Regions from separate parts of the Homo sapiens genome. Here region 1 is linked to region 2. Evidence: chromatin contacts called from ENCODE Hi-C or POLR2A ChIA-PET data. All regions are on one chromosome and are shown on one strand. The core of a region is the stretch at or near the end of the contact, and the rest is flanking DNA. Distances in the headings are between cores, read along the strand shown. Region 1 holds the start of SPTBN1-AS2 (SPTBN1 antisense RNA 2). Region 2 has its middle 25 kb from the start of PSME4.

Region 1 (5,292 bases), core at 554-3,053, 690 kb after region 2:
GTAATCCCAACAGTTTGGGAGGCCAAGGCGGACAGACCACTTGAGGTCAGCAGTTCAAGACCAGCCTGGCCAAAATGGCACAACACCATCTCTACTTAAAAAAAAAATTAGCTAGGCCTGGTGGTGCACGCCTGTAATACCAGCTACTTGGGTGGCTGAGGCACGAGAATCACTTGAACTTGGGAGGTGGAGGTTGCAGTGAGCTGAGATCATGCCCATGTACTCCTGCCTGGGCAACAGAGAGAGACTCTGTCTCAAAAAAAAAAAAAGCATTCTTCCTTTTTTTTTTAACTCTAACAACCCACTGGCCCACATGCCTCAAATCCTACATAGTTAAACATCACAAGTACCTATTCTGCATACAATTTTTACTTACATATGCATCATAAACATTTTGCTGTGTTTCTACAAGACTTTGTGATGCTTATTTCAAGGACTATTGGTAGTTTTCCACAAGTTGATGCAGCATCAGGCATTAAAATGCTCCCCAGATGCTGAGCATTTAGCAATAACACCATTCTCCACCAAAGAGGCTTGTGTTCCCAAAATTACAGCTCTTGGTTCTTTTTGAGAGCAGTTTTCTGGGGGCATAAACTGCCCCCTGGTATGGCTACTGCACAGACCATATTCCCCTTTAATCACGTGCCTTGGTGCAGGGTACGCATCTACTAACCACTTTCCCCTTGTGGAAATGTTCTCCCAGGGGAGTCATTCTCCTGCCCAGCCTCAGAGAGAGCCTTGATCTCAGCCGCTCTGACAGCTTCAGTCACTTTACATTTCAGGAAACTGAATATAGGTTCTAATCTCTTTGCTCTCTAAAAGCTTCTGGGGTCCTAATGCAAATTTTATCACCCCTAGTTTAACACACTGTAAGCCCACATCAATAATTTTCAAACACAAGCACACAAATAATTTTTATCTTACCAAACACCCTCCCAAGCTTCTTGGCAATTGCCAGGTCAGAAGCTAAGGACACGTTTACAGATTTTTGCTAAATATTCCTATTACTCCTTTCCAAATTACTTTCCAAACAGTGTATCCATTTAGTTACTAGCTATAAACAAAGGTACAGTCAGTCCTCACTTAAGGTTGTCAATATGTTCTTGCAATCTGAAAGTAAGTAACACCAATTTTACCACAAGCAAATTAATATTCCTATGGTTTATTTCTAGTCACAAACACATCAAAATTCTAAATAAAAACCAAAGGCCGGGCGCGGTGGCTCATGACTGTTATCCCAGCACTTTGGGAGGCCGAGGCGAGTGGATCATAAGGTCAGGAGTTCAAGACCAGCCTGACCAACATGGTGAAACCCCGTCTCTACTAAAAATACAAAAATTAGCCGGGCATGGTGGCGCATGCCTGTAGTCCCAGCTACTCAGGAGGCTGAAGCAGGAGAAACACTAGAACCTGGGAGGCAGAGGTTGCAGTGAGCCAAGATTGCACCACTGCACTCCAGCCTGGGCAACAGAGTGAGACTCCGTCTCAAAAAAAAAAAACACTTCTGATATTAACCACTGAAATAAATATGAGCTATACATACATTTAAGAAAGATAAATAAAAGCAAGTAAGATAACTTACTCAATAATAACAGTTCTCTAGGTTGCCGGAGTCTCCAGTCTCCGGTTGCTGTAGCTCATTCCAGCAGCTCAGGGCTTAAAGTAAGAACCAGCCCTGAACAGGACACTGTCACATCGCAGGGCACACTCACACACACCCCACACTCACACCAGGACCATGTAGACATGCCGGTGAACTGAACATGCACCTCTTTGAGGGGTGGGAGAAAACCAGAGCATCCAGAGCAAAACCCCTGTGGACGTGGGGAGAGCATGCAAACCACACAGACAGTGGCCCTGGCAGAGAATCAATTTTTTTCTCATCATTAAAAAAAAAAAAAAAAAGTTGAATGAAATGACATTATCTGAGGAACTGTTCTCGTTGTTGTGCTACAGAAACAATTGTTTTTGTTTTTAGTAACTATCATATGGCACCTCAAGCTGTGAGTTTCTTTGACTGCTAGCTAGGGTCAACTTTTTCTCCTGTTTTTGTCATCTTTCTTTTTTCTCTTTCTTTCTTTCTTTCTTTCTTTCTTTCTTTCTTTCTTTCTTTCTTTCTTTCTTTCTTTCCTTCCTTCCTTTCTTCCTTCCTTCCTTCCTTTCTTTCTTTTTCTTCTTTCTTCTTGCTTTTTTTTTTCCTTTTTGTTGAGATGGGGTCTTATCTGTCACCCAACCTGGGGTATAGTGGCATGATCACGGCTCACTGCAGCCTCGACCTCCCAGGCTCAATCGATCCTCCTGAGAGCTGGGACTACAGGGATGTGTCACCACTTTCTTTTTGAGTGAATTGAATTGTTCATTCATATCTGATTTACTGAGGGTTCTGAATCACAAGCCACAAAAACCAACTCTGGCTAATTTAGCAGAAAAGGAACTTATTAAGGCTCCCAGAATCTCCAGGAGGACAAGGGCACCAGGCTTAGGGCTTATACAGCCAGGAAAAATGTCCAAAGTCCAGCCTAGGGCAGGCTCCTGGAACTCGTCACTGGACTCTGACACTGCCAGGTGCCCACCATGACACCATACTGTGCGCAAACCCTGCTGTGGGAATTGCTGTCTTTGACAGCAACACGCTGCTGCAGTGACAGCTGTCCCTGCCACTGCCCTCACAGAACAGATTCTGCCAGGCTCCCCTCTGCACATGACCAGCCTCTAATTCAAAATCATGCAGGTGTACAATTGACAGATACTGGCCATGGATCTGTGCCCTTGCTGCAAGTGCAGCTGGGAAAAGACCTCATATTCTGCAGAAGGAAGGTTCTGCCCCTTGAGGTTACAGATTCTGCAAACACAGGAACAGCGTTTAAAAAGTAGCTGGCTGTGTGAATTTCCCTTTGCTGCTATACCAAATTACCACAAACTTAGTGGCTTCAAACAACATAAATTTATTATCTTACAGTTCTTCCATAAGTAAGAAGTCTGACACAAAAACTCACTGCATTAAAATCAAGGTGTTGGCAGGGCTCTTTTCCTTTTGGGATGCTCTAGAGGAAATTTCAATTCCTTGCTGTTTGCAACATTTAGAAGCTGCCCACATTCCTTGGCTCATGACCCCTTCCCCATATTCAAAGCCAGCAATAGTGATCAAGTCTTTCTCACACTGCATCACTGTTGCCATCCTCTGCCTCCTTCATCTACTTTCAAGGACCCTTGTGATTATATTGGGCCCACCTGTGTAATCCAGGATACTCTCCCTGATATGGTTTGCCTCTGTGTCCCCACTCAAATCTCGTTTTGATTTGTAATCCGCACAGGTCGAGGGAGGGAGACCGTTGGACCATGGGGGCGGTTTCTCCCATGCTGTGGTCATTGAGTTCTCAGGAAATCTGATGGTTTTGTAAGTGTTTGGAAGTTCCTCCTTGCTCCACTCTCCTGCTGACTTGTGAAAAATGTGCCTGCTTCCCCTTCCACCATGACTGTAAGTTTCCTGAGGCCTCACCAGCCATGCAGAACTGTAAGTCAATTAAACCTCTTTCCTTTATAAATAACCCAGTCTCGAGTAGCATCTTTATAGCAGTGTGAAAGCAGACTAATACAATCCCTATTTTAAGGTCAGCTGATTAGCAACTTTAATCCCCCTTTGCCATGTAATGTTAAACATATTTGTAGTTTCTGTGGATTAGGATGTGGACATCTTTGGGAGACCATTATTCTGCCTACCACAGTTGCCAAAAACAAAAAAACAATGAAGCTATCCACTGCAACATCCTTAGTCTGCTTATTTATTGGCATCACTATGATTTGCTTATAAATTGAAATGTTTTCTCCAGATTTTTACCTTTTATCAATTACACCAAATGAAATATTTCCCTCAGTCTGCTGTTTTGTTTTTGTATGAAATTTATGTTTCAGTATTAAGGTCTGTTCATTTCCTTGTGGTTTTATTTCTTCAAAACTGAGGACATGAATCTTCTTTCACAGATCTGATAACACATTTATTTTGTGCTTTTTAATACCATGTTTAAATTTAAATAAATTCTTCTGAAATTTGTTTTGATGTCTTTTATAAGGGGTACCTCTACCAATTGTTTTCCCTGATCTCTAGCCGGTTATCCTAATACTATTTACCTAATACTATTTAGTAAACAATCTCCATTTGACCTCTTTTCCTTTTTTTTTTTTTTTTTTTTGAGATGGAGTCTCGCTCTGTCGCCCAGGTTGGAGTGCAATGGCATGATCTCAGCTCACTGCAAGCTCCGCCTCCCAAGTTCAAACGATTCTTCTGTCTCAGCCTCCTGAGTAACTGCGACTATAGGTGCACACCACCACACCCAACTAATTTTTGTATTTTTAGTAGAGATGGGGTTTCACCATTTTGGCCAGGCTGGTCTCGAACTCCTGACCTCAGGTGATCCACCTGCCTCGGCCTCCCAAAGTGCTGGGATTACAGCCATGAGCCACTGCGCCTGGCCCTGTTTTCCTATATTAAAATATTAATAACTGATTTTCATTGAGGATCTAATATTTACTAAACACCAGGATTGGTACAGTTAGCATTATTTTGTCTCTTAACAAAAATACAAGGTAAACTCATGTCTATTTTGTTCCCATTGAACCCCCTGTACCTAGCGCACAGAGTACCCAAACCTAATCCACAGCAGGCACTCAATAGGCATGTATTGAATGAATAAACAGCTAAAGTAAATTTGTATTTGAATCAGTCCTTGTTGATTTCACTAATTCACTCTATCATCCTCTTCTGTATTTGGGTCCCATTTCTAGTTTCTTAACGTTTTTCTATTTTTTTTCCACTAGCACCACACATTATATTATTGCCATTTTTTAACTCCAAGGGTTTTTAGCTGTTGTTTTTCAAAGTTTTATTTTGTTTACATAGAATTCAGTCCAGCATAAATATCTGCATTCAGATGTAGGTGCTGGTGCCAGGGGGGATGGGATGGGATCGGTGGTAGCGGGGCGTATGTTTGGTAGAGTTTGTAAACTGGGTGGACAGAGCTTTTGATTCTGAAGATTGCGATGGTTACTATTGTGAAAGAGAATCTTGTGAAAAGTCCACTGAGTGATGCAGCTCTTGATAAGTTCCTTATCATTGACCATTCAAAATGTAATTCATTTGGACTTTGCTGTCTTATACCTTACTGTGCAAGTAGATATAATCTTTAAACTTTCATTTCTCCCTGAGTATTTGTAACAGAATAGGGTTTGTATTCACACCTGGAGCCTTTTTATAATGTTTTCATTTTATTTTTGGAGCATTGTATTGTTATCATT
Region 2 (4,929 bases), core at 9-2,508:
AGTAAGCCAAGATCATGCCACTGCACTCCAGCCTGAGCGACAGAGTGAGGGAAAAAAAAGGATGAAAAAAAAAAAGATTTGGGAATCAAAAGATAAGCTATTTCTGGTAGTCTCTATTTTCCCGGAGAAGTAGGCAACACCCTCAGTTGGGAGTAGAGGGTTGTGGAAAAGACGTGGAAGTTCAGAGAAAAAAAGTAGAAAGTTGAGAATTTGTAAAGTAAGGAAGAAAATAATTTGGGAAAGAGGATGTATAATATAGGAAACTGGGCCAGGCACGGTGGTTCACGCCTGTAATCCCAGCGCTTTGGGAGGCCGAGGAGGGTGGATCACCAGGTCAAGAAGTTGAGACCATCCTGGCTAACACAGTGAAACCCCGTCTCTACTAAAAATCGTACAAAATATTAGCCAGGCGGCTGGGCGTAGTGGCTCACGCCTGTAATCCCAGCACTTTGGGAGTCCAAGGCGGGCGGATCCCGAGGTCAGGAGATCGAGACCATCCTGGCTAACACGGTGAAAACCCTTCTCTACTAAAAATACAAAAAATTAGCTGGGCGTGGTGGCAGGCGCCTGTAGCCCCAGCTACTCGGAAGGCTGAGGCAGGAGAATGGCCTGAACCCAGGAGGCGGAGCTTGCAGTGAGCAGAGATCGCGCCCCTGCACTCTAGCCTGGGTAACAGAGCAAGACTCCGTCTCAAAAAAAAAAAAAAAAAAAAAAACGAAAAAAAACAAAATATTAGCCAGGCATGGTGGCACGTGCCTGTAGTCCCAGCTACTCGGGAGGCTGAGGCAGGAGAATCACTTGAACCCAGGAGGTGGAGGTTGCAGAGAACCAAGATTGCACCACTGCCCTCCAGCCTGGGTGACAGAGTAAGACTCAGAAAAAAAAAAAAAAAAAAGAGGAAACTGGCAGGAAAGAGGTCATGCTGGGGTGGACTATGAGAGGCAATAATTCGAAATTATATCGTGGAAATGCTTCAACCTCTACCAAGACCTACTTCAAAAGGAAAATCTTGTGTTGAGTAGCAGTTAAAAATGGAATAAGATATCAGACCTTCAACCAAATAGTTCTTAATAGCTCAAAACTACTATAGGATAGCAATTTTATTCCCAAATTATTCTAGAACTGAATATCTGAAACTCAGTGACCAAAAGCCAGTCAACCAATCTTCCACAGCCTAATACACACACATAAAATATACCTCTGGCATTACATTATAACTTCCCCCATCAAACAAAACAGGAAGAGTGGTTATGTTGGGCTGATAGTGTAAGATGGTCTGTCATGTAGCGTTTCCGTTATATTCTGAATTTGAGTTGGTATACCATGTGACAGTTCTTTATATATATGTTTTCAACACCGCTATGACAAGAGTGTCTTTCTGTTTTTGCGTCAGTGTCTCATGAAAAGAAGACATAAAGAATATTCAAAAGAAATTTTAAGAATCTTTGTTATCTGAAGGTCGTATCTTTAGTGCATGTTCTGTCTCTCATAGTTGCTAAACTCTAGCTGCAGCTCTTCTCTCAGAGAACTGCTCTGTCCTGCCCATCTATCCCATTATGACTTTCAGTTGTGAGATGAAGATATCTGTTTGAGAAAAAAAATTGGTTCCTCTAAATAGAGAAATGTCCAAATAGCTACTTTAGTCTCTTCTTTAATCTCAAGTTACATCAGAGAAAAGATTTCAGCATGTATAAAACATCCATATCTACAGTGACCTTGGTGTTTTTCTCAATGCATAAATCATCACATTTCTTCATTTTCTAGTGCATGAAATAATTAAACTTAAAATATCTTCTTTAATTCTAGACACAATTAATTCAATGCTATTATTTTTTATTTATTTATTTATTTTTTATTTATTTATTTATTTATTTATTTATTTTTGAGACAGAGTCTCTTTCTGTTGCCCAGGCTGGAATGTAGTGGCATGATCTCAGCTCACTGCAACCTCCGCCTCCTGGGTTCCAGGGATTTCCAGCTAATTTTTTTATTTTTAGTAGAGACAAGGTTTCATCATGTTGGCCAGGCTGGTCTCAAACTCCTGACCTCAAGTGATCTGTCTGCCTCGGCCTCCCAAAGTGCTAAGATTACAGGTGTGAGCCAGCTCGCCTGGCCTCAATACTATTAATTTTTTACTTATGTAAATTTTGTAGGGTGTAACTTCCCACATATTTCCAAAGCGTTTTTATATTTAACACTAAAGACCCACAATGGGCTGGGCACGGTCGTTCACGCCTATAATCCCAGCACGTGGGGAGGCCGAGGCGGGCGGATCACCTGAAATCAGGAGTTTGACACCAGCCTGGCCAACGTGGTGAAACCCTGTGTCTACCAAAATTACAAAAAATTAGCTGGGCTTGGTGGTGGATGTCTGTAATCCCAGCTACATGGGAGGCTGAGGCAGGAGAATTGCTTGAACCTGGGAGGTGGAGATGGCAGTCAGCCTAGATTGTGCCACTGCACTCCAGCCCGGGCAACAAGAGCGAAACTCTGTCCCCACCACCCAAAAAAAAAAAGACTCACAATGTACAAACGGCTATTCTAGGCATAGTTGGTTCTAAGAGAATAAGATTCCTTGATAGATACATCCAGCTTTTCTATTTAGAGTTGTGTAGTTTTGGGTCCTTCAGGAAGCAGACACTGAAATAAAGTTGGAAGTGCAAGAAGTGTAGGGGGTGGAATGGTGATGGGGATGTACACCTATGAGAGATAAAAAAGGAGGATGGAGGATTGGGTAAAGAAAGCCTTCAGATCTGGATGCTGATCTGATATCTGTGAAAGGAAAGAGGGGAGTAAAGAGGATTGGGCCAGGAGAGCCTGAGACTTTGATATATATTGAGCAAAGTCTCAGCCTACTTAATGGGGAGATGAAGAGCAAAGATTGCCTGTTAAGAGAAGTTTTGCAATGGGTAGAACTGGTCCTGTTAATGCTGCCATGATCAGCCACTGGTATGGGCTGCCTGGGAAGATCATAACCTCAGCTTGCTGTGGTAGATTCCAAAGGTGCTGCAGCTGATGGCCATTAGCTAAGTGTATTCTTTCAGCTAAAAGGAGATCCAAGCAATGTACTTTCATGCCTGCTACATCAGCTGTGCCCCTTTTGCTAATATTGCTCTCCTCATGCATTTCAGATCTATGCTTCACAAGTACAGAGCACAGACTGTTGCACTGTCTCCTAATTCTTCTTCTTTGACCATTCCCTCATCTCTGTATTAAATACTTTTAGCAGATTAATCTTTCTAAAAGATCATTTTTACCTTGTCAGTCTTTTGCTCAAAAATGTTGCGTCTCCCTATTATGTACAAAATAAAGCCCAGACTATTTAGGCTGATACTCAAGGCTGACACACGACTAGCCCCAATCTACCATTCTGTTTTTATATAACTTTGTGTCCTCTGTGGTCAACATATGTGGAACCTATTCACTATCTCCCCAATATTCGTTTGTATTTACAGATCTCTTGTTGCTCACATAATACCTTCTACCCCATTTGACAAACCATTCTCTCTTCTATCTACCTATCAAAACCAAACCTATCTTTGAAGGATTACATTTACTCTCCTATAGAAAGTATGGTAGGTATACTATAGTACAGTATAGTATTGACCCTTCCTCAGAAGTATATCAATATGTCTCGCCCTTGTTCATATTTTTCCTTCTTTTTAAAATTATTATTATTGTTTTTTGAGACAGAGTTTTGTTCTGCTGCCCAGGCTGGAGTGCAGTGGTGCAATCTCAGCTCACTACAACCTCTGCCTTCCGGCTTCAAGTGATTCTCATGCCTCAGCCTACTGAGTAGCTGGGACTATAGGCATGCACCACCAAGCCCGGCTAATTTTTGTATTTTTAGTAGAGAGAGGGTTTCACCATGTTGGTCAGGCTGATCTCGAACTCCTGACCTCAGGTGATCCACTCTCCTCGGCCTCCCAAAGTGCTGAGACTATAGGTATGAGCCACCGCACCCGGCCATATTTTTCCTTCTTTTAGTACTCAAGTTTTAATGAGGACATATCTCTTTTTCAGCTCTATGTCATTTCCTTTGGTGTAATAGGAGCACAGTGTTTATACTTAGCAACTACTCCATGACTGAATTAAGAGATAGATGGGGAATAGATTAAGAAGCCACTACAGAATTGCAAAAAATAAAATAAAATAAAGTGAGTTAAAATGTCAGGGTAATATAGGAAAATACATTGGGAAATGAAAAAACACTCCATGTGACTGTTTCACGGAAATGAATGACCCTCTTCCTCTTCTGTTTCTTTCTTAGGTAAAGACTAGGGCAGAATTCTATACCCAAGGTTCAGACCTATTGAGGCTATTTATGAATAGACTTTGGTGGTGTTTGCTGATCAAAAACTCTTTGAAATGTATAAAAAAACTTGTATACACGTGTATTTGCATTTTTTCTAGGAATAGGATCTGTCTCTTTTATCTGAGTTTCAAGGGGTCTGTGATCATAAAAGGATTTAAAACAACTTGACCAGAATTTGGGGCCTTAGAAGAGAGGTCAAGTAGTGTTGAACAAGATTTGGCAAGTAGTAGGTCACTGGTAATCTTAAAGAAAATAGATTCTGAAGAATGAAGAAAGCAGAAGCCCATGTCCCCAGGAATTGAAGAGTGAGTGGGTGGTGAGGATGTGGAGGTAGCCGATACAGACTTTTCCTCCCAGAAATGTATCAGTGAATGAGAATAAATCTGTATGATAACTTAAGCAACTATAGGATCAGGGGAAGGGTTTTGTTTGGATGGGAGATACTTGAGCATATTAACAGAAAAAGTGAAAGAGGATGATTAATAAACGAATTGGTTGGGAAAGTGTCTGGGTAGTCTGGATTTATGCTGTGGCAACAGACCCAAAATATTAGTGACTTAACACATAAAAGTTTATTTCCAGCTGGGCACAGTGGCTCATGCCTGTAATCCCAG

Evidence for each region. Hi-C counts contacts between places; a loop is a spot of excess contacts on that map. ChIA-PET counts read pairs that join two places held with the same protein, here RNA polymerase II (POLR2A). Pooled maps may share reads with other maps.
Region 1: a loop to region 2 is called in a pooled map, with 5 times the contacts of the local background. The contact joins the promoter of SPTBN1-AS2 here to the enhancer-like site in region 2. A Hi-C loop is called at or near these places in 7 of 50 pooled maps. POLR2A ChIA-PET finds 5 or more read pairs at or near these places in 2 of 52 experiments (Caco-2 and SK-N-SH).

Annotation. Positions count from the first base shown.
Region 1 is chr2:54,678,242-54,683,533 of GRCh38, forward strand. It overlaps SPTBN1-AS2 (SPTBN1 antisense RNA 2), which reads right to left and starts at 1,804. Exons shown (of 3, transcript NR_186176.1): 1 at 1,583-1,804. LOC105374653 (a long non-coding RNA gene) reads left to right here. Exons shown (of 3, transcript XR_940104.2): 2 at 3,315-3,514.
Region 2 is chr2:53,993,638-53,998,566 of GRCh38, forward strand. It overlaps a transcript of ACYP2 not described here. Among named protein-coding and RNA genes, the nearest start is that of PSME4, 25 kb to the left of the region's middle. Within about 2 kb of position 1,259, at least 5 of the 41 ENCODE cell types and tissues checked have a DNase peak (open chromatin) inside an H3K27ac peak, as active enhancers do.